Linked DNA regions of Mus musculus: regions 1 and 2 are each linked to region 3. A link is a loop called in an ENCODE intact Hi-C map of the cell type or tissue named here. Cell type or tissue: left cerebral cortex. All regions are shown on one strand. Each heading gives the region's core, and the rest is flanking DNA. Links, peaks and the distances in the headings are about the cores only. Region 1 overlaps Tox2 (TOX high mobility group box family member 2). Region 2 overlaps Tox2 (TOX high mobility group box family member 2). Region 3 overlaps Tox2 (TOX high mobility group box family member 2).

Region 1 (7,601 bases), core at 1,652-6,651, 100 kb after region 3:
ACTGGATAACCCACCCGTGCTACCAGCATGCCGTAATCCCAGGCCCACTGCATTCCACAGATGACCCACACTAGACATCAATCCTGGGACTCTAAGAAGTTACGGAAGTGAAAGAGACGACCCACGGAGACAACAGGCAGCCACCCAGCAGAGCATCTGTGGGAACCTGTGCAGTGTGCACAGAGTTGGCTTCTCCACTGCTCCTACCAGGCACAGGCTGGTCCCCCATCACTCAAAGACTCTTGGCCATGGCCCTAGTCCTGTTCTAGACTCCAGGTGCTCACTGGGCAGCCCTCCCCCAGTTCATTCATTCACTCATGTCAAGAGCAAATGTCTGCTGATCACTTATCTGCCAGGCCCACTCTGAAACACAAGAGTCCTCTCTTATCCCAGGGACAACATCTTAAGGACCCCCTCAGAAGGTCCAGTGGGAGTTCTTCACTGTAGTTGAGCTGTTGGTCTCTAGGACCCTCAGAAGTTCTCAGGAGACATGTTTTAACAGCAGCAAGCCTTGCTTCTCCCTACCCTGTGGCTCTGGTTTAAAATGAAATCTGATAGTTGTCCCCACATCTGTTCTGGCTACCAGTGTCTTTACCCATGAGGTGAGGCAGCATTCAGAACCTATGCTGTGTTCTACAAGATTATAGGCTAAATCTACCCCTTTATTTTCTTTAAATCTTTTAGCTTCCAGTTTATTTTTTTATTATTGAAACCGAGTTTGTTTATGCGGCAGAGGCTGGCCTGAAACCCATGATAACCCCTCACAAGGTTAGCCTGTCTCAGGTATTTTGTTATAGCAATGAAAAGCAAGCTAATACACTCTTCAAAAAGCATCATCCTGGTGGAGGATCCTCCCATGTGCCACAATCATACAAGGCACCCCAGGCTTTCACTTCGTAATACCTCACACCACACTGTCTTGGAGGGGTGATGGTTGCTGATTCGATTCCCCTTTGTACACAGAGGAGCAGAAACCCAGAGAAAGCTAGTGACATGTTCAAAGTCACTCAGGAGACTGAAGTGAGCAGCGGCAGCCTGGACTGATGCTCCTGACACAGAAGCTTGATCTGAGAGGACCCTCTGGCAAACAGGATGCAGGACTAGAGGGTCAGTGTAACCGTTTGAATAGGAATGGCCCCCATAGACTCGTGTGTTTGAATGCTTGGCTTATAGAGAGTAGCACTATTAGGAGGCACGGCCTTGTTGGAATAGGTGTGGCCTTGCTATAAGAAGTGTGTCACTGTGGAGGCGGGCTTTGAGTTCTCATATGCGCAAGCTACGCCCAGCATGGCTCACGGCTCCCTTCTGCTGCCTGCTGATCAGTATGTAGAACCCGTTGGCTCCTCCAGCACCGTGTCTGCCTGCATGCAGCCATGCCTCACCATGATGATAATGACTGAACCTCTGAACTGTAAGCCAGCCCCAATGATCTGTTTCCCTTTATTGGAGTTGCTGTGGTCATGGTGCCTCTTCACAGCAAAAGAAACTCTAAGTCCGGAAGTAAAAAGCTCCCTGGCAAAGAATCTGGCCTCCTGATAGAACCTCTTAATTCCAGCCAGCCCAGGGCTCCTCCCATGGGACCCTGCAGAAGAAAGCCATGCAAATCTCACCCCCCCACACACACACATATGTTGTAAAGGACTCATGCACCCCAAGTCCAAGATAGGAAGTGTCTTAGTTAGTGTTTCACCGCTGTGAACAGACCACCATGACCAAGGCAAGTCTTATAAAGAACATTTAATTGGGCCTGGCTTACAGGTTCAGAGGTTCAGTCCATTATCATCAAGGTGGGAACACAGCAGCATCTAGGCAGTCATGGTGCAGGCAGAACTGAGAGTTCTATATTTTTATCTGAAGGCTGCTAGCAGAATACCAGGCAGCTAGGAAGAGGGTCTTAAAGCCCACATTCACAGTGACACACCTACTCCAACAAGACCACACCTACTCCAACAGGCCACACCTTCTAATAGTGCCACTCCCTGGGCGGAGCATACACAAACCACCAAGGGAAGTAACCTCCACTTCGTGGTTTGTGCCAAAGGGAGCCTCCAGCCGTTTAGTAACCAAGCTTTCCTAGTTCCCATGCTTACCCGGTGCTATACCCAGAGCTATGTGGGTGGTGAGCAAAATAATTCACCCACTACCACTTACTCACCGAGCCATTATGAGAAGGCACTGTGCCAAGCGCTGAGCGTGGTTCCTGCCTGCCAGGAGCCCACTCAAAACTGTACGCAAACAAGCAAGCCCCCACTACACAAACTATGGCCTCTAACATGTGACCAGCTGTAGCATCACGTGGGGGCTCATGAGACAAACAGATCCTCAGGGCCCACTCACCAGGACCAAAGGAAATGAAATCCCTGGGAGTGTGGCTCTGGAAGCTGCTTTTCAAAACTTACCAGATCAGAAGCTTGCGATCCGTTTGTCTCTGTGGCTAAGATCTCTCTCTCTGCTCTTGCAGAGAGCCAGACTTCAGGTCCCAGCACCCACAGGCCCACAAATGCCCACAACTCTAGCTCTAGAGGATCCAATACCCTCTCCTGGCCTCCACAGGCAACTGTATACATGTGTTCATACAGGCATACAGACATACACATGAATAAGATAATAACGCTTTGAAAAAAACATCAAGCGACTCTTACTGTGTACATAAATTTTCAAAATTTCAGAGGCCTGCTACTAACCTTCCATTTTAAAACTGCAAAACCGGCTGGGGGAGGGCTTGCAGCCTAAGCACACACCCACGTTTGGATCCCCAGACCCCAGTAAAAGCCAGGCATGGAGGCGTACGCCTATAATCCAGTGCTGGTGGGCTGGAGCCAGGTGGGTCCTAGAAGACTGTTGGCCAGCCAGTCTAGCTCAAGTGTTGAGTTCCAGGCTCGAGGAGAAACTGGTCTTAATATACATAAAGGAAGACACCTGTTCAATTGTGCTTTCTGTTGCTATGGTAAACACCACGATCAAAAGCAGCCTGAGGAGGGAAAGGTTTATTTAGCTTACAGCTTACAGCCCCTCACTGAGAGAAGCCAGGGCAGGAAGCTGGGGCTAAGAACTGAAGCAGAAACCCTGTTTATCGGCTCTTTTCCAGTTGGCTTGCTCAGACAGCTTTCTTAAAGAGCTGCTCCAGACCCACCTGCCTAGAGATAGCACTGCCCACAGTGGGCTGGACCCTACTGAGTCAATCAGCACTTGAGAAAATACTCCAGCAGACACAACCACGGGCCAATCTCATAGAATCAATTCCTCAACTGAGAGTGCGTCTTCTGAGGTCTGTGTACAACATTGACAAACACTAACCCTAGCTACGACAACATCCAGTGTGTCAATTTTTGACCTCCACATGTGCACACACTAGGGCAAACACACACACACACACACACACACACACACATTGCAAAGCAGCCACAGAGCTTGTCTCATCTAAACCCTCTTCCCTAGTTCATATCCAGAAAATATCTAGAGATCTATTAATCATAATACTGTATTTTATCCATAGACAGACAGACAGACAGACAGATAAGCTTTGAAAGCAACAATTTGTTCATTGTCATACCACTGGTTACCTAGAAAAGGTCTAGCACAAAACAGTGATTAATAAATATTTGTTGATTGACAGATGGTAGAACATCCCATATCCCAAGCATTACTAGTTATTGAGAGATCCTGGAGAAAGAGAGATGTTGTTGGCCACAGCGTGCTCCACAGGGAGAGCCACCCAGGTTGGCCTTTAGTGTGTATCAAATAGGGATAAAAGGATGCTAGAACAGAGAGGTTAAGCCTCTTGCTGGAGTAGGTGGTAGGCAGTTAATATTACCACCAAGAACTTTCCTAGTTCTTTTTTAATATTACCACCAAGAACTTTTCTATTCTGCATCCCTCACGCCTGTGTCCTGAATCGCAGAAGTAGGCAATGTCCTCCAGAGGGTACATGGTGGGAATGAGGGTCAGCCTGGAGCACTGACTGCTTCTCTAAAGGACCCAGGTTTCCTTTCCATCACCCATGCTGGGGCTCACAACCATCTGTTAACTCCAGTTCCAGGGGGATCTGATGCCCTCTTCTGGGCTTGATGGGTACTGCATGCTCATCCTGCACATGCATACAGGCAGGCAAAATACCCACAGTCATAAAACAAAAATAAATAAATCTTACAGAAAAAAAACTGTAAAGAGGGTACCAAGGCTCAGTGATAATAGACAATTTGTTCCCCTTGAAAGAAGACTTGTAGACGGACATTCACAGTAGCTTTATTTACAATTTCCCCAAACTGGAAACAAACCCAAATGCCCATCCACAGATAAAGTGACCAGTTGTATTATATTTACACGATGCAATATCACTCAGTGACAAAGTGGAACAACACACAAACACACACACACACACACACACACAAAAGATGAATGCAAAAAACAGATTGAGCTAAAAAAAAAAAAGAAAAGAAAAGAAAGAAAAGAAAAGAAAGAAAAGAAAGAAAAGAAGCCATACTCTAAATGCCCATGCTGTATGTAACACACTGGGGCTCATGTAGAGTTCACAGTCCTAAAATGATCCGGAAAAAAAAAAAGGTGGGGAATAGAAACCCGGTAAGAAATTGCTGCTGGGGCAAAGGTAGGGTGCTCACTAGGAAGGGAACAAGGGCCTTTCTGGGGGTAATGGAAATATTCTCTACCTAGACTGGATTAGTGGGTTCATGGGTGTTTATAGCTAACCAAGCTCATTTACATTTTATTCTGTTAGATCATACTCTGTGTTAACAGAGAGCTAGAAAGCCTACAGGCGACTTAGCAGGTAAAGGGACCTGTTGCCAAACCTTGGACGTCTGGGACACACACAGTGGAAAGGAGAGAGCCTCCGGTTGCTCTCTGACTTGAACGACTGCACATGCATGCATTGTAATTTTTTTTAAAGGAGCTAGAAAATCATCTTCTTTAGCTCGCAAAGCCACATATGGAGCTATGAAGCCAGGTTCGCCCTGTCCCAGTGACCTCTTGGTACCAGTCTGTTTTGGCTGAGCTGGGAGCTCCCAGCCTTCCAAAGTCTGAATGGAAGAAATTCAATCCTCCGTGGATGAAACATAGATTTCCCAGTCCCAAAAGCACGACAGAGAGAGATTCACAAGGAGGCTGGACTGCTGTCCTGCTGTGAATTGAGAAACTTGGATTCAGTCTCATCTCTGACTTTCACCTGCTACTCCATGACTGACTTTTGCCGTGTTGCCGTGAAGCAGAGATCACGGGACCCCAGATCCTCCATGCCAGAAGCCAGGAGCCCCGGTGCTTACCAAACAGTTACTACATTTTCTTTTTAAAAAGAATAACGTGCTTGCTTTATACCTACTAGACAATTTTTTCTCATGCATGCTAACATTGCTGTAATTAATAAATTACACAAGTATTTTGAAGCTAAAATGAAGCTCAGTGGCTTTTTATCATTGTGTGTTTGCTCAAACAAAACCCAGCAGAAGAGAGCAGCTAGTGCTCATGACTTTGATTTAAAGAGGCTGGGAATCTCTATGTGGAGGATTGCTAAGGGACAGTCACCAAGGGGATGGTCGCCAAGGGGACCGTCGCCAAGGGCCCTTCCAGGTCAACTGCCCCACGGTTGTCTGACATCGTTTGGGCAAATGCTTGAGAGACAAGCCTCTTGTCCTGGCTCCAGGAACAGAGTCCCCAGTGTGTGGGCTGTGTCCTGGCTCTATAACCTATTTTACAGCACCTCCCAACACAGGCGCGCGCGCGCACACACACACACACACACACACACACACACACACACACACACAGAGTGGCTATTACACCTTAGGTCTCCAACTCTGATAGTGAGCCTCTGTAAGAAACCTGGACATTTTCTTTTCCACAATCATCAGTTTCTGGTGTCAGACAAAAAAAAAAAAAAAAAAAAAAACGGGGGGTGGAGTTCCTGGTCACAGTGAACCTCAAGAACACCACGGAAGGCCACAGCACACTGGGGAATCTGTCAACAGGAATCTGGATTCAGGCTGAGCCAGGTGCCCCATCACCCCAGCCTGAAGGGCTGAACCTGCGGGTCTCACATCTAAACCCATGCTCTGCACCTTCCTTTCCAGCATTCTGGTGGCTTTTCCCACCCCACTATCCTCAAAACTTCCTCAGCTGCAGGCCAGGGTCTTAGTGCACAGATAGAAACCAAAATCTCCACCCTCCACTTCTGTGCCCTTCCCAGCAGGTTGCAACCTCGGAGGTTCTGGTGCTGAGTCAGAGGTTTCTAGAGCTTCCGAATAAAGAGGTGGCGGTAGCGGGGATGGGGGTGGGGGTTTGGGGTTGGGGGGTGGGGGTCGGCAGCGTCCTACTTCCCAAAGGCGGCGGCGGGAGACAGGCCCCACTCTGGTGGCGCTTGCAGATACATCACTTCCCAAAGACCTCTTCCAGCTACCCTGCCCCGCCCCCAGCCTGGGTACCCAGACTTTAAGGCATAAATCCCCAATCTCCACCGCGGCCACCAAACCAGAGGGTGAACCCCGTTTTGCCCATTCGATATTTTAAACAAAGCCAAGGGCAGAAGATGACCTGCCGCCCCATCCTTCAGCTTCTGGTAAAACTCCACTTGCTGGTTTTAATCCATTTTCCCACCACCACACTGGAAGCGACTCCGGAACCCGCCTTCTCTCTAAGGCACCATCCCCCCTCTCAGGCTTCCAACTTTGCGGATCAGCGCACAAAAGATAATCTGCTCTTCCCCCCCCCCCCCCCCACTCCGAGAGATGCGCGCCGCCCACCTCCGCCCCGGGACGCCCCGGCCTGCGTGGCCCGCGCCGCCCGGACCAGGGCGAACTGCAGAGGGCTCCCGGCCGCAGCCGCTCCCTTAGGGCCTGAGGATGCACTTGCAGAGAGGCCCAGCCCCGGAGGCCCAGCGATCGGCCGGACGCTCGGCTGCTGCAGCATCCCGACAACATCCCCGCAGCCAGGGGCTGCGCGGACAGCCTGTAGGGAAGGGACAGACCCCCAGAGGGTCATGGATCCAGCCACCCGACGCGCACTCACCACGCAGCGCCGCGGAGCCCGCGCGTCTACGTCCCGACCGCCCGGAGACCCACGCGCGCTGTTCAATCCGGGCTCCGAGTGACGAAAAGCCGCGCTCGGCTCCAGCCTGACCCCGACCGACGCACAGACCCGGGGACGCACCGACCGTCTGGCGTCCGAACTAAGTTTCAAAGTTCCCTTCCCTGCGAGGGAAGGGGACTCAGACAGCGCCGCTGCCCCTGACCGTGCCCGCTGAGCTCAAAGGGGAGCTGGGGTCCGATGCCCCTGGTCCTGGGATCCAGGCACTACCTCCCGGGGGCGCCGCGCTGTGGGGCCCTGGCTGGAGTTGAGCACAGAGAACCTAGAAAAATGGTGGGGACGGGGAGCGAGAGTGTACCTCCTCGCTGCGGCTCCAGCCTGGAGGGACGCTAGCTCCCCAATCCAGGGAAGGGATAGGCCTTGATTGGACGACACCGGCATAAAATCAGAGGCGCCACGGGGTAGTGACGGCCAATTAGTAAACGGCCCAATTAATGCTCAGCGCCGAGAAGTTAAAACCCCGACGCGCGAGTGTGGACAACCGAGGGGTGGGGGCGAGCAGTGGA
Region 2 (7,601 bases), core at 1,433-6,432, 66 kb after region 3:
ACTCATCCCCACGTAGGCACTGTCACCATCAAACTAGAACAAAGAGAGAGAAGTAGTTCTCATTACAGTGTTCCTGGAGGGAACCGGGACCTGTAGTAGCCCAAAGAGGTTAGGAGACTGTGCTGAGGTAAAGGAGACTGGAGCTCAGGATGCCTACAGCTGCAACCCAGCAGGGCCAGTGGCCCCTGTTCCATGGCCCTTGAAAGCCCAGATCAGGACCATCAATCACACACAGGACAAAGACAGGCAGTGTCTTCCGCTGTTGGCACTTTGTTGGCTGTCACAGCAGGCCACCTTGACAGGCACTGAGCTGCCCACCCCTGCAAGTATACAAATGACTCTTCTATGCAAAGTGACCGAGGCAATCAGCTAGAACTGGACCCCTGCATGCCAGGGAAAGACCTTGAAGTCCATTGCCTTGGATCAACGACAGCCTGCCTCAGAGAAGCCCTCTACAACCTTCCTCGCCTAAGTGGCTTTGTCTCTGCCTCCAATGGGGTCCACAATCCTGTGTTGGAGAATCTGCCACTTCTGGATTCTGGAAGAACTGCCCGCCATGGGGAACAGGCGCAGAGGGAGAAACCTGGGCCCTGGAAGCAGCTACCAATGCGTGAGCTTCTGCTAGTGTCCCTACTTCTGAAACTCCTCATCTGTGAAACGAGGATAGGACAGGGGCCCTTTCCCCACATGCCACCAGCTGGTCCCTTTTCCTGGAGAGAGGCATTTTTACAGCATTACCCAGGAGCAGAGATAGAGTCATGCACACACTTTTGAGTGAGCGCCATTTGAGGGTTAACCTGTCTGGACATCGGCCAGAGCTGAAGGAGAGAACACCCACATCAGCTTCATCCCGTAGTGGCTCTGAGACGTGAACTGCACACATGCACACAGGGTCAGTCTCAGCATGAGGCATTGCTGTGGCCTGCCCTTAAGAGACACAAGGAAGCGAAGCTTTCTGAGTGAGATGGCCTCCACTGGGCCAGGGGCAAGAGTGTGGAGGGTCATACCTGCCGAGGGCTACATGTCTATACTTACTTTGTCTTCCAAACTATAACACTCTGTATATTGTTCTGTGTCTCATTTTTCTGATGAAAACACACCTTGGAAAAGCGCTCTATATGAGAATGTAATTGCTTCTGCTAGGCCCCAGAATCCCACACTAAGAAGGCAGCAAGGAGCCTCAACTAGCTGAGTCTATGGCCCAATGCACTCTCTCTCCTTCGTATTTCAACATGGCTGCATTAGTCACTGCACCGGGGTGTGAGTTTCTCTGTGGCACTAATTTTCATGAGTACAGTTATGCAGATGCATGATGTAGAACTCCACACTCCCTCAGCCGTGTAGATGTCTATCCAAGCCCTTCCCTCAAAACTGTGCACAGCAACCTTGCAGGAGGCAAGCCCTACCTCTGTGGGCTCAGAGAGCCAGCCTCCCCTGCTGCCATCTCCTCTCTTTTCCACAGCCTGTAACCTTCTAGCCCTCTCTATCATTCCTTCATTTGCCATGTACACTGCTCAAATTGGATTCCCTACCACACCGAATGTGCCCAGAGATCTGGGACTTCAAGCTGTGTTCGGAGGAGGAGCTTCACCAGGGAGCTGAGACATTTTTTACAATAGCAACTAAACAGGGTAGTGTAAGTTAATACATACATAATGACGTGGAACAAGAAACCAGACTGGACAATGCCCCCTGAAATTCTGTGCAATAGATATCTATTATGAAACTCTGGCTAGTATATAACTAGCAGCCTCTCTTTTTTTTTTTTTTTTTTTTTTTGTATACAGTGGGCAAGTGACAAAGAGAGTGACTGTGCCCGAGTCATTCTGAGTGGCATGCTTTCTATGTAGGATCTCAGCAGTTCAATGAAGTCAGCATCCTTTCTCCCATTCAAAACCAAGGAAATACGAGGACAGGGTCAGTCACTCAATGGGGGGAAGAGACCACACAGGTGTCATCTTGTTTGCCTTGCCTGGTTTCTCCCCAATCACGTTCCAAGCTCCCTGCAAACAGAAACAAGGCTTTTCTAGATCCTTCCATGTCATCAACAATCGGCCCAGGGCCCTAGACATAGCAGATGCTTGACAAGTGTGTTGGACACTTGGGGGAGAGGGAAGAGTCGTCCAGAGTGAGCAATAGATGGTGGCCTCAGGATAGGAAGCCCTGATGGAGGGTTTGCCAAGAGGTTTTAGGGCAGTGAACTCCTGTGAGGTCACCAGAGAGTCTCACAAATAGACTCATTCACTTGTTCATGCATCCATCAGCTCAAGCAACATGTAGGAAAGAGCTGTCACATTTAGAGTGAAGCTTGCTTTGGCTTAAAGGAAGGGCTTGGTTAGTGGACTGCTCCTTGAGAGCCTCAGCCCTTTCCCTCTGCCTCAGTTTGGAGAGTGTTAGGTATCTCACAGTGTTCTGAAGTTTACTGGGATGAACAGCCGTGAACAGGGGCTAAGGCAGAGGGAGAGGGACATCGGCTGTCTGCCCATCTCTGTCAAATCTGTACTGAGCAGAGACCTTGGATCCAGGGAGAAAGGGAGGGGTGGGCCTCAAGAACTTGGGGCGGGGTTGGGGGAGCTGCCTTCTACTTCCTTGGCCTCTAGAAACAAAGGACTGAGACTTCTTCCTGTTCTCCTTCTTGTGGAGGACTCTTTCTGGAAAAAGAATGAATAAGTGAAGGAAAGGTCACAGAACGATCCCTTCCGTAAGAGAGGGCAGGACCACCTTCCTTCACATGTTTCTGTGTTTATAGACCAGATGGAAAATTCTCACATCTCCACCACCATCCAGGACATGCCGAAGTGAGCCAAGAGTACAGACACACATATGCCACAAACCTGAGTTTGTGTGGACCTACATCGCACAACTCAGTCCCATGGGTCTCATATCCAGTACAGGGTACATTCTCACGCTGTGAGAAACTGGCACACAGTCCTCAACACACACACAAGACAGGAGGGGGTGCCAGATGCAGAAAAACACCAGGCACCTGCAAGTGTTTGCTGGAACTCACATACGTGTGAACACAAACACACATTTCTTGTTCCCAGAGACACACACTCAGTGACAGCACATGGGCGGAAACCCTGTGCACACCTCACAATTTCCCAGATGCCAAGAGTCATTGTTCACACTGCACAACCTTCTGTGTGCTTTTAAATGTGCAGAAGAAACATGGGGGGCGGGGAGGGGGGGACAACAGCCAAAGAATCGCTATGAGACGTCAGAACATCCTCTTACCGTTGCCTGGAATAGATTAATTTTCCCCATTTCATATTCTAATTATAATCCCTTCTCTACTGCCATCTTCAGCCCTCATTACAGCTGGAAGATTGTTCTGCAAAAGCCAGGCCCTTCATCTTCTCTTCCCAAGAGTTTTGTCATGGAAATGAGTTTTGGAATCTGAAAGAACCCACATTATTTTTTTCAAATATCGAATGTGTAGGGATAACCCTTTCATGTCAGCCACCAGGGATAGGTTCCCAGAGGCTTCTAAAGGGGCTGACTTGTTCCACACTGTGTGGTCGCCTCAGGGATAGGAGCTCTTAGGCCTCTATTGCAACAGCCACCTCCCACCCCCAAACCTAAGCACATTGTGTTTCCCCGAAGGACTGTTTTTATCTTAAAAGATACCTAACGAAAAAGCAGCCAAAGTGAGAAATGAGGATCCCTGATCTGATAGAGACAGAGCCCAGCTCCATCTGTCCCACCGTAGGCAAGTTCCTTCCACATAAGCCTTGGCTTCCCCACTCTTCCAACCTACTGCCTCTGATTCATGATAGATAAAAATATACATCTTTCACAGATATGTGCTATGAGATGGAGACACATGGGAAGTGAGCCGATGAGAGAAGGGAGGAAAACAGTGGAGGGATTGATGCAGGAACAAACAAATGGGGAATGGATGATGGAGAGACAGGTGGATCAGCAGAGGCAGGGCTGATAAAGAATGGGCGGACTGATATAGGAGCTAATGAATGATGGATTAAGGCAGGGATTTAAGATGGTGGATTAATGGATGGGTGGATGGCTAGATGCAGTGACAAATGAATGAATATGTATGTACAGATTGATGGAAGGATAGATGTATGTATGTATAAATGGATGCATGGATGAATGGATGGATGGATAGATAGATGGAAGGATGGATGTATAAATGGATACATGTAGGTATGCATGGATGTATGGACAGATGGATGGAAGGATGGATGTATGGATGTCCATATGTATGTATGTATGTATGTATGTATGTATGTATGTATAAATGGATGCATGTAGGTATGGATAGTGTGTGCATGCATAGATATAGATAGATGAAGAAACCAAAGAATGATTAGCAAATGAATGGATCTATAGGTGTATGGATAGACAGATCACTTGATGATCAATTGATACAGAGTAAGGAATGAATGATGGACAGGCAGCTAGATGAGTGGATGATGGATGGATGGATGGATGGATGGATGGATAGGTGGATAGATGAATGGGTGGCGAGATGGAGGAGGATACATAGATGGATGACAGCATAAATTTCACTGCCCAGTGAAAACAACATGATCCATAAGTGTGAGCCACACATGTAATTTACGTTCTCTCGTAGTTGTAATTTAAGAACAGTTCAAACTCACTTTGATGGTGTATTCTAGCTAGTCAGCATATTTATAACATGGTCTCGGCAGACGATCAACACTAACCTATTCATGGCGAATGAGGTGGCTCCTTAGTGAGGTAAAGGGATAACAAGGTCGCCACCTGCGGGTGTGATGAATGGACAGATGGGTCGATGGGGTTGGGGTATGCGGATGAGTTGAGAGAGAGGATGAACGAGTGGATATGACAAAATGGCTGAGTATGAAAAGGCAGGCAGATGAAAATGACCAGGATGGCAGATAAAATAAACGAATGTGTATGTGGCGGTGAGGGGAGTCTAGGATGCATGAGATGTGGGTGGGTACCTGGGAGGAAATAGGCTCAGCTCATGAGTGGATTAGTAGAGGGTTGATAAGTGCGTCTGGTACTTTCTCCTCCCTCTGTCCTTTCCCCAAAGAAGATTACATCCTCACAGTTGCTGTCTGTCACCACCTCTCAGGCACTCGTCTTTAGCCAAGTCACCCCGACTTTCCCATTTGGCCCATGAGCATTTCAAATAAAATACCTCCACACTGACCTCATGGGCATGGACTGACTCTTTCTCTAGCACTCTCTAACCATACCAGATATCACCACCACACGGGTCCAGCTCGATATCCCTGGGGGACTCTGACACAATCTTCACTAATCTGATCACCCACAAACGTGCTCCGCTCAGCTTCTCCACTGATCTGGCATTGTCAGGCAGTCCCTTTGTCCCCAGATCAAGCCTTGTTTGGTTTCTATAACATATGTACACATACATACATACACCATACTACCCTGGATGCTGGGGCGGGGGGGCTCTGGTGTCTGTCTCCTTGCCCCTACCTTATCATCATCCCAGAACACTCTCTTCTTCATTTCTCTGCCCCATGAATTCCAATTTTTTTCTAACTTCTGTTTCCTTGAAGGCATTCTGGCAACATGCTCCACCCAATGATCTTGCACTAAAAAGTTCACACTTTTGAGTACACCAGAAAACCCCCATTTAGGTAAAATCAGCTTTGGGCTTAGTTCTTCTCAGCTGTGAAAGCTTTGGTGGCAGTATGGATTTCGGAATCTGAGCACCGCTTCCCCTGTGTACCAGCTGGGTGACCTTTGACCTCACTTCTCATGCTCTCGGTTCCCTTACTTATAAAACAGCAGCTAGGGCTGGGGAAATGTCTCAGCAGATAAAGCACTCGCCCTGCAAGTGAGTAAGGTTCAGAGGTCAGAGCCTCAGGACCAATGCAAATTCGGCAGATTCTGAACTAGTGAGGAAGTCCACCTGTAACCCCAGTGTTTGGAAGATGGAGGCAGGGGATTTTCAGAGAAAGCTGGCTAGTGAGACTAGCCAAAGCAGTGGGCTCTGGGTTCAAAGACCCTGCCTCAAAGGATAAAGAGCAAATGGAGGAAGACTCCATACGCGCACACATGCATATGTGTCTATGCACCCATGCAAACACGTCCCCTTGTGTGTTTGAAGGTACATACACACATGCACAGATTTCAAAAAAGAGTTGCTCTTCCTACCTCATGACAATTCTGGTGTCCGTTATCAGATATCCAATCGTAATCAGATATCCAATAGCAGATGATATCTCTAACGCAGTGTTTTAAAATGTTAACTATTCCTGACAGTTGCTTAGTAGTGGCTTTCTAACTTTGCAATTACAAGCTCACTCATATCCCTTGATCAGTCCCAACCCCGCAGTTCACTCATGACCTTGTCCCCTATGTCACTGAAAAGCCTAGGCCATCCAGCTTGCCCCCGACGCTCCCAATCTTCCCTAGTTATTTATGTCTCACCCATTCTGGTTCCCTTTCCTTTAGCTGGACAGGCTCAGTGCTTCCCTCCAGTTCATGGTCAGATCCTTCTCTTTGAGCCCCAGGTCCAAATTGCCCTTCCCCTAGTCTTGGTCCTGGTTTAAGTGCCAAGTGAGGCCAGCCAGGGCCACTGTTGTATCAAGAACTAACAACGAGTTCCTAAACCCCTATGTGCTTCAGAGCAGCCCCCACATGCCAGGCGCTGCCGATCCTCCTGGGAAAGAGAAATTAGAAATCGTGGGAAGCGCAGGTGTTCAGAGGATGCTGAGGGGTGGTTGCTTGCCTACCATGTGCAAACAGTGCACTAGATATCAGGCGGGGTGTAGTGATCAGACACGGCCCTGCCTTCCAGAAGCCACCAGTCAAGTGGTCTGGTCTTTTTTCCAGCCTTTCAGATGACAAATGGCCACTCCCTAGCCCCAGCTCTAAGCCACAATAGAGGACCACAGACCAGTTCATAGCCCATCCTGACCGCCACGGTCAGCTTTGCATTGGCCAGCCTCTGAAAGCCAAGTGACCAATAACGGCCTACTTCAACAGCCTTGTGGCCACAGCTGGGTCATTTGCCAGCCCACACAGGTTCTCTTTCTAAGTATCTTAGTCCACTCCGCCATGCTTCCCTGAGCATCAATACCAGCCTCAGCCTGACTTGTAACACTAAAGTAAAGCAGTGAACATAGCTCTCATCTCACCCTCAAGCAGTGATGTTTCCTATGACAGCCGTGACAGGGACCAGGACAGGGTTAGCAGGGGAGGAGAAGCAGGGAGGATGGCTTCTCAACAGAGGCACTTAGGCAGGGCTCAGACATAGGAACAGACAAGGCAAAAAGCAGGAACATGACATCCGATCGTTGTGAGCATGCGCCAGTGACCAGCTTTCCAGACCCAGAGCGATGCCTGGGCATCTCATTAGAACCCCCTAGAAATAGCAAGGCCGCCACCAGCAGCCCCACTATGGAGATGACCAAAGTGAGATGCGGGGTACTTGGAAGCTTGCCCAGAGCCAGCCAGTGCTTTTAACCCTGTTCTTAAGCCTGGGTACCAAAGCTGCAACTGTGAAAAAGCCGCTGATTCTCAGCTCTGCACAGAGACACAGGTCAAAAGTGGAGGCTGCACAGCTCTCAGCCCAGCCAGTTGCAAGGCACCATGTGATGTGCCTGCAGCGA
Region 3 (7,601 bases), core at 874-5,873:
TATTATTTGCTCTGTCTGATTTGTAATGGCAAATGCCTGTATGTTCTCCGCCTTTTCTTCAGTAAGCAGCAAATAGACCTTTTCTTTTCTTTTCTTTTTTTTTTTTTTTTCCGAGACAGGGTTTCTCTGTGCGGTTCTGGCTGACCTGGAACTCACTCTGTAGAACAGGCTGGCCTCGAACTCAGAAATCCACCTGCCTCTGCCTCCCGAGTGCTGGGATTAAAGGCGTGCGCCACCACGCCCAGCTAGACCTTTTCTTTTATGGGGTTTTAAACTTCTCTTTAGAAGAATCAGTCCTTGCTAGACATGGCAGCACATGCTTGTAACGCCAGAATAGCCTGAGACTCTATCATAAACGAATGAGATCTCCAAATGACCCCTTCTTCCCTGTTCTCTGACAATCTAATATCTCATTTCATCTTTGTTAACCCCTCTTCCTGGCTTGTAAAGATTACTGTTGATTCTCCCTCAATTTTGAATTATATTTCAAAATTTATTTCCCTTGTTTTATGGTCAATAATGTTTAGAGGCTGGGGAAATGGCTAACTGGGTAGAGTTCATGATGTATGAGCCTTAGGACCACTGTTTGGATCCCTAGCATGCATGTAAAAGGGGACACCTAGTAGGACCACTGTTCAGATTTCTAGCATGCATGTAAAAGGGGACACCTAGTAGGACCACTGTTCAGATTTCTAGCATGCATGTAAAAGGGGGCACCTAGTAGGACCACTGTTCAGATTTCTAGCATGCATGTAAAAGGGGCACCTAGGTGCTCATCCTCACATCACATCCTGGCATCGGGGCTGGGAGGCAGGAGGTCAGGGGAGGGTTTCAGGGAAGGAGGAAATAGAGAGAGTTGAATCCTAAGGTCTTGGCTAGAACTGCAAGGTTCAGGGTCAGTGAGAGACTCCATCTTAAAATTTAGAGCTGGGTCAGGATTAGGGAGCCGCTTGGTGGTTAAGCTTAGGGGTGAAGAGTTCCTGTAAATGCCAGGTGGGAGTGGTGCTAATTCCAGCGTCAAAGGGAGAGGTGGAATCCTCAGAGCAAGCTGACTGGCAAGATGAGCCAGATCTGTGAGCTCCGGGCTCCACTGAGCGACCTTCCCTCAATGAATAAAGTGGAAGAATGATGGAGGATAATTCCCGCCATCAAATTCAGACCTGCACAGTCACACTTGCACATGCACACTCACACACAAGTGCCTACATACATATAAACGTGTGTGTGAGTTCGTGCACACCACCCCTTCCCCCCTCACATGTGCACTCATGAGCACCCACCCACACACACAAATGGACAAAGAAAAACGATGAGAGCAAAAGAGACTCTGCTGCTGACCTCTGACCCCCCCGCCACTCATGATGCATGGGTGCCTCCACATACACTCCCCCACAATTAAAAATAATATTTTAATGCTAAACATTTCCCGGGTGTTTCTCATAGATGTTTACCTTGTAAGAATTTTGATTTTTAAATTTATGTGTATGGGTATTTTGCCTGCACACATGGCTGTGTACCACTTGTGTGCCTGGTGCCCTCAGAGGCTAGAAGAAGGCATCGGATTCCCTGGGACTGGAGTCCTGGATGGTCGTGAGCCACCATGTGAGAGAGAGCTGGGAGCTGCACAAAGGTCCTCTTACGGTGGAGCTATCTCTGCAGCCCCAAAGAATATTCTGTAAGACTTTAGTTATTGATCTCTTTTGTATTTAAAGAATTAAAATTCTTTAATTTTTTTTCATTGACAAAAAGAGTTTTAAAGAGGACTCCAGAGATTTCTAAGCGGCTAATTTTGCTTCTCTTTGCTTCATCTTGAATTTTGAGTCACAGAAACGGTGACTGTCTGTACCGTGTGCCGTTTGTACTTCTGAGACTCTGTTAAAGCTTTCTTTGGAACCCAGATATCATCAGATCTTTACCTGTAGCAAAGTCCTCCCAAATGTACTTTCTGGGTTGTGGCTGCATCTGGTTGATGCAGCAGGTACCGGTTACTGACTAACATTGGTCGTATTCTTCAGATAACCTTCTCCATTTTGGCTCTCTAACCTCAGATGAGCTTCACTCGTCAGGGCTTTAAAACTTGTGACCCTTTTACCATCCAAGAAACGTTTACGTGGCTCGGGGTATACAGCAGAATAAAATAAGCACGCAAATCAAACACTTACTGCTGAGAAACCTTTGGGGAAGTTATTGGAAAACAAGTCTTTGGTACACAGTAAGACGCAGGCAAATGCGCATGCTAATGAAGTGGGTATGCTTAATTACGTTTGCATGAAGAATTAAATCTTGGCTAAAGTCTGGAATGCGGGATGGAGAACATCTTTAACATTTCTCAGAGTTGATCGATATTTTGAGTTCCATAATCATTGATGCTGAAACTCTGCTTGGCATCAGTACAGAGCTCAGACTGGCAGAAGTCTGCTTAGCGCCATCTCAGATGGGGTTGGAAATCCTGTCCTAACCCCAAGCCAAAATTCACTAAACAACCTCTTATGAAACACTTTAGCAACTCAAATATCAATTAAAAAAAAAATCAAACATTCTAAAAAATAACCCCAAAAAACAACAAAAAAACGGGAATACAAAGATATACTAAACGCCCAGGAAGATGGTGGGAAAATGTTAAATCTGTTTTCCACAATAAAGCCATGATTAAAACACCATCTTTGTATGTATGTACGTATGTGTTTGTAGGTGTATATGTTTACCTATGGAGGTCAGAGGTCAACCTTTGAAGGGGAGGGCCTTTTATCTGCCGAGCCAGCTCTCCAGACCCCCTATGTTTGCTGTTACTATTTTGAGATTTGTAGAACTTTATGTGTACGGATATACTACCTTCATGTATGTCTGTACACCATGCGTGTTCAGTGCCTGTGGGCATCAGAAGAAGCAGTCCTTCATTAAAAATTCAGTTCAGCAGCTTCCCCGATCCTTCCTGCACCCTGACCTCCTGTCCCGTAACAGTCACTTCATGCGTCACGGGATATTTTTGATACAGCGTTTTCAAATTAAGCAATTTATCTCGTGTTTGCCTTCTTTGGTACCATCTAGATCTAGGTCAAGGGTTCAGGCGGGAGCCACTTCACCAGGAGGGAGCATCTGAGGGTGTCTACACAGACAGTTTCCATCTCACCACTGGGGGCATGCTCCTGTCTCCTGGAGGTACTGGCAGAGGAAGCTGTTCAACTCTACAGTACGTGGGCTGGCTGCCCTCCATCCTTGCCCCCAAAGCAAAGCCTTGTGTGTGTTCAGGTTGAGCAGCTCTGATCTCCACGGGGATGCTTTCCTTGAGGAAAAGCTCAGCTATGCCCTGGCCATGTTCCTCAAAGATGAAGACTGGAGTTTGTCTTTTACTCTCAGGGAAGAGTGTTTTAATGGACTGTGTCCTATTGTTATTGCTGTCGGGGAACATGAATCCTCCAGTTTCATTTTTGGGACATGTCAAGGCTTCACTTAGGACAGAAAACACATCTTGCAAAAAACAATTTTTTTTTTCATGTAAAACTAAAATAATGTGGGCTTGGGGGGTGAGAGAGTAGCTCAGGGTAGAGAGCTTGCCCTGCATGCATGATGCTCTGGGTTTGATTCCTAGCACTGGAAAAAAAAAACTAATTGAAATAATATTCACTGTGCTACATATAAAAAAAAAAAACCTCCGTGTCTATTGAATGTCCTGTTTTGACATCAGCTGTGAGACAGAGAAAACTGAGCTAAAGCCCTCCATCCGCCCCGTGTTTCTATCAGTTCTCCATCAGTTCTTCGGGGCATTTGGCGTGAACGGGTTTGCTTCAGGTACGCCATGTGAAGTCGCTCAGTGCTTAGACATCCCAGAATGCCCTGTCTTCATGACAGCTGCATCTTATTCAAGAAAGCATCTTGGCTCCGGTGACTGTCTCTGCCTTCCATCCTTTTCTATCAGCCGTTGTCATGGTTTCCATACGGTTTTGTTCTCATCCCACACGGTTTCAGATGCGCATCATGCAAACAGCGTATGGGCGAATGCTGGTCCCCAACGCTCTTCTCAATACATTGGGATCTGCGTTAGCACATCAGTCACAAACCCGACATACAGGCTCAGCAAGCCAGCTTCCTTAACTGTGTGGCAAGTTTTAAGTCCCTAAGCAGCTCCCGCTGTCTACCTACAATATATACACGCCATTTCTTCTTTGTGGATTTCTGTTTGTTTGTTCTTCTTTTAGGCAGGGTCTTACCATACAGTCCAGGTGACTTTAAACTCTCTGTCATCACTCCTCAGCCTCTTGAATTATAGGTGTGCACTACCATTCCTAGCTTTTAAGTTTTAAACGAGAAATTGGCATGATTTCCTCTAGTGCAAACTGGCTGTAGCTTGTTAAGGCATCTTATAGCTTTCTTCTCAGCTACTTGTGGCGGAATTCTTCAACCCCGTATTCCTGATTTTGTGAATCATTATCTTGCTGATATTAAAGGTACCTAAATTTATCACCATCATCATCATCATTCTCCTCCTCATCATCATCATCTTGTAAATGCCCTACGTTGGAAACATTCTAAGTCTTATCACTGTGAGGCAGAACACCGTCCATAAGTCAGCCAGGCCACTTGGGTATGGACTAGTGGGTGTGGACAGCAGCCGAGTTCAGCTCTTAGGAAGGATGGGATGTGGCACAAAGCCCTGGGTTCAATCCCCAGCACCTATAAACTGAATTTCGTGTGCTTGTCTGTTACCCCAGCACTCGGGAGGCAGTGGCAGGAGGATCAGAAGTTCAAGGTCATCCTCAGCCATATATAGAGTTCAAGGGCAGCCTGCGCTAGAAACTCTCTCAGAAACAAACCCAAACCTAAAACAAAACCAAGGACCTTCAGGCCTCAGTAAATGAACTCCTGGCTCCCAGCACGCCACAGTACACACCTCCTGGAACCTAGCAATTCTTACCTCTCCCACACACGAGGACACGCCCACTGCAGGGAAAATTGTGAAAGACGTTGACAAAGACAAACGAACGTCCCTTTGCTGTTCTGCTGTGCCCTCTGAGGTTATCTGATTCCATCTGAGTGTACCCCCTAAATCTGACTAGGCTATTCTAATTCTGCAACTTTGTAAATTGTGTGTGTGTGTTGGGGGAAGGAGTTATTGCAACTGGTCATTTTTTTTTGAAATCATTTAAGATTGTATCGGGGTAAAATAAATAAATTTTTCTTGTAGCAGTTTTCTTATTGTTGTGTTTAGGTAGGCTGTGTGTACATGCATATACCATCCTGTGCATGTGGGGATTAAAGGACAGCTTTGCGAGGTCAGTTCTTCTTTTTCAACCTTTGTGTGGGTCCAGAGGGTCAAGGTCAGGTTGCTAGGATTTCTGTATGGGTGTCTTTAGCATCTGAGCCAACTCACCTGCACAGATGCAACCATTTTTACACATACATCTCGGTGCTATACATACACCATGCCTTCATCTTCCATCACTACTATCCATCTCCAGAAGTATCGTTACCTCTACCTATATTAAATAATAGCTTCCCACTCCTGTCTTGCCCGTGTCCCTGGAAACCACGATTCTCCTTTCTTTGTATGTGGTCTATGTGTGTGTGCAGGATGTATGTACACATGCGTATGGGGATGCTGTGCCTCCAGGCCAGAGGAGGGCGTTGGGCACCCTGCTCTATTGCTCTCCACACATTTCCTTGAGATGGTGTTTCTCACTGCATCTGGAGCTCAGCAGACCGACAGCAAGCCTCGGTGATTAGCCTGTCGATGCTACTCACAGACACACCCACTTGTGGCTGGGGATTTGAACTCGGGTCCTCAAGCCTGCGCAGCAAAAACTTATCAACAGAACCATTTCCCCATCCCTTGTTGACTGAACCCTATCTAAGCACCTCGGATAAAGGGAATCAAGCCATCTAAGTCTCCCTTTGTTACTGTAGTATTGCACTTAGCACAGTGGTCTCAAGATTTATACACATCGTACCATGAGTCAGAATTTCTTTCCCCTTTTAAGATTGAATAATATTCCATTGTATGAACATACCAAATTTTGCTATCCATGTTTCTGTTAATGAGACTTTGAAAGATTTTTTTTTAAAGATCCAAACTCTAACATCAACAGTAGATGAGTGTCAGGTGGTAAACAACAGGTTCTTATCCATTAAAACACAAATAAAAATTTCTGGTATATAGATATAATTGACCCTACACTATAGAAAAGACAATTCTAATCATCAAATCCAATTGCTCTATGATATCAACCAGTTTTCTGTTTTTAGTTAATGTATTTACGCATTCCCTGATTGCTTAAGTGTGTGTCTATTTTTCAAATTCTAATCTGAACTCAGTGTAATACCTTACTGGCTCCCTCATTAATAACCAGTTAAATGTGGTTTTAATATGTTTGCACGTTATACTTCTATGAGAGTCACTGTGTTACCTTTAGAAGATTGTACAATGAAGAATTTAAAACTCCAGGACAACTGGAACTTTTTTTTAAAGGCTCACCAAGCTGAGGAAAGTGGAAATGGCCTCCTCAGATAAAGGAATTCTTCTCAGAGTCAGAGTGAATGACGACAGCCTCACCCCGCAGTGTGGGTGAATGAACGAGAGTGAGCAAGGAGCGGGAGAGGGTTCCAACCGGGCAACACGGGCAGCCTCGTACCTTTAAATCCACGTGTAAAACGTGGAGCATTGCTCTGGCGTGCTACTCGTGGGAGAATGAAGGCAACAGCGTGGAGGTGATTTCTGAGAAAGGGAGAGATGAGAGGGAGCCGCACTGGCTCCGGCAGCATTTATTCTGTCAAAAGTGGGGCTAATGCAGAAGGGTGATTCCAGAGGCTTGTCAAAACAGAATACTCAACTCAAGCGGGATGGGTCCTGACGAGCCTGGGATGCAGAAGTGGCTGGCATCTCCATGGCTTAATTGGCCGTGTTACATCTCATGAGAGATTTCACATAAGATGATGCCAAAGACTGGCCCCCGATCTCCAGGCTAGCTCCAGACTCTATGTTCGGCCACATGATTGGCACCCCCTTTCCCAGAAACACATAAGGCTGGGTCCATAGGAAGGGAAGCTGCCACGGCACTCCAGTCGAGTCAGCCTGTCAGGCAGGGATGCCTAAAAGCTGCTCATGAGGCAAAAAGAGTTTCAAGGAAGCTCTCCTCCTGGAGTCTGAAGTTCTCTTAATTCTCCATTCCCGCGTTAGTCTAGTGGATGGATCCACGTGCTCTCTTTATTATAAGTGCCTTTTAAGATTGAATTCTGACATAGCTAAAGCCTCAGTGTTCCAACAGTCCTAGAACGTCCTTGAGCTAGACAGTGACATTCAGAGTGGCCTCTGGTATTACACTATCAATAAAAGCCAAGTCGCTCCCATATACAGGAATTTACAATGGTTTAGAAAGTAGATCGGGCTGTGGTTTTAGAGTATTGCATTATTCATGAGATGGTTAGCTAGAACGGAACTCCCTAGTTAGAACCATGACTTGGGTGTGAAAGCCCTTGCCCTAGGAGAGTAAAGATCTCACACCTGGCTCCTAAGACTATAGCTGACCTTAGATAGGGCTGACTTTGTCTCAGTTGTTTTATTGCCCAGTTCCTGCCAGTCTTTGTGTTTTCATTCCTCTGTTCTGTGT

What was found. Peaks named below come from ENCODE experiments on the same cell type or tissue, not always from the same donor. Only the 100,000 strongest peaks of a DNase experiment are listed, where the experiment ranks them.
Region 1: a loop joins it to region 3, with 2.2 times the contacts of the local background. A loop is called at or near these places in 5 of 42 quality-filtered maps.
Region 2: a loop joins it to region 3, with 1.8 times the contacts of the local background. A loop is called at or near these places in 2 of 42 quality-filtered maps.

The regions. Positions count from the first base shown.
Region 1 is chr2:163,203,933-163,211,533 of GRCm38, reverse strand. All of the region lies in intron 1 of Tox2 (TOX high mobility group box family member 2), which reads right to left. Among named protein-coding and RNA genes, the nearest start is that of Tox2, 4.6 kb to the right of the region's middle. In left cerebral cortex, for the core only: a CTCF peak has its summit at 4,067 (motif pointing left); DNase peaks (open chromatin) are centred at 2,199, 4,051, 5,593 and 6,601; H3K4me3 peaks cover 711 bases.
Region 2 is chr2:163,240,199-163,247,799 of GRCm38, reverse strand. Tox2 (TOX high mobility group box family member 2) reads right to left here. Exons shown (of 9, transcript NM_001372575.1): 2 at 1-33. Among named protein-coding and RNA genes, the nearest start is that of Tox2, 41 kb to the right of the region's middle. In left cerebral cortex, for the core only: no CTCF peak of the experiment used is centred there; DNase peaks (open chromatin) are centred at 3,045 and 3,696; H3K27ac peaks cover 1,376 bases.
Region 3 is chr2:163,305,895-163,313,495 of GRCm38, reverse strand. All of the region lies in intron 3 of Tox2 (TOX high mobility group box family member 2), which reads right to left. Among named protein-coding and RNA genes, the nearest start is that of Gm35750, 47 kb to the left of the region's middle. In left cerebral cortex, for the core only: a CTCF peak has its summit at 3,131; DNase peaks (open chromatin) are centred at 2,392 and 3,929; H3K4me3 peaks cover 496 bases; H3K27ac peaks cover 368 bases.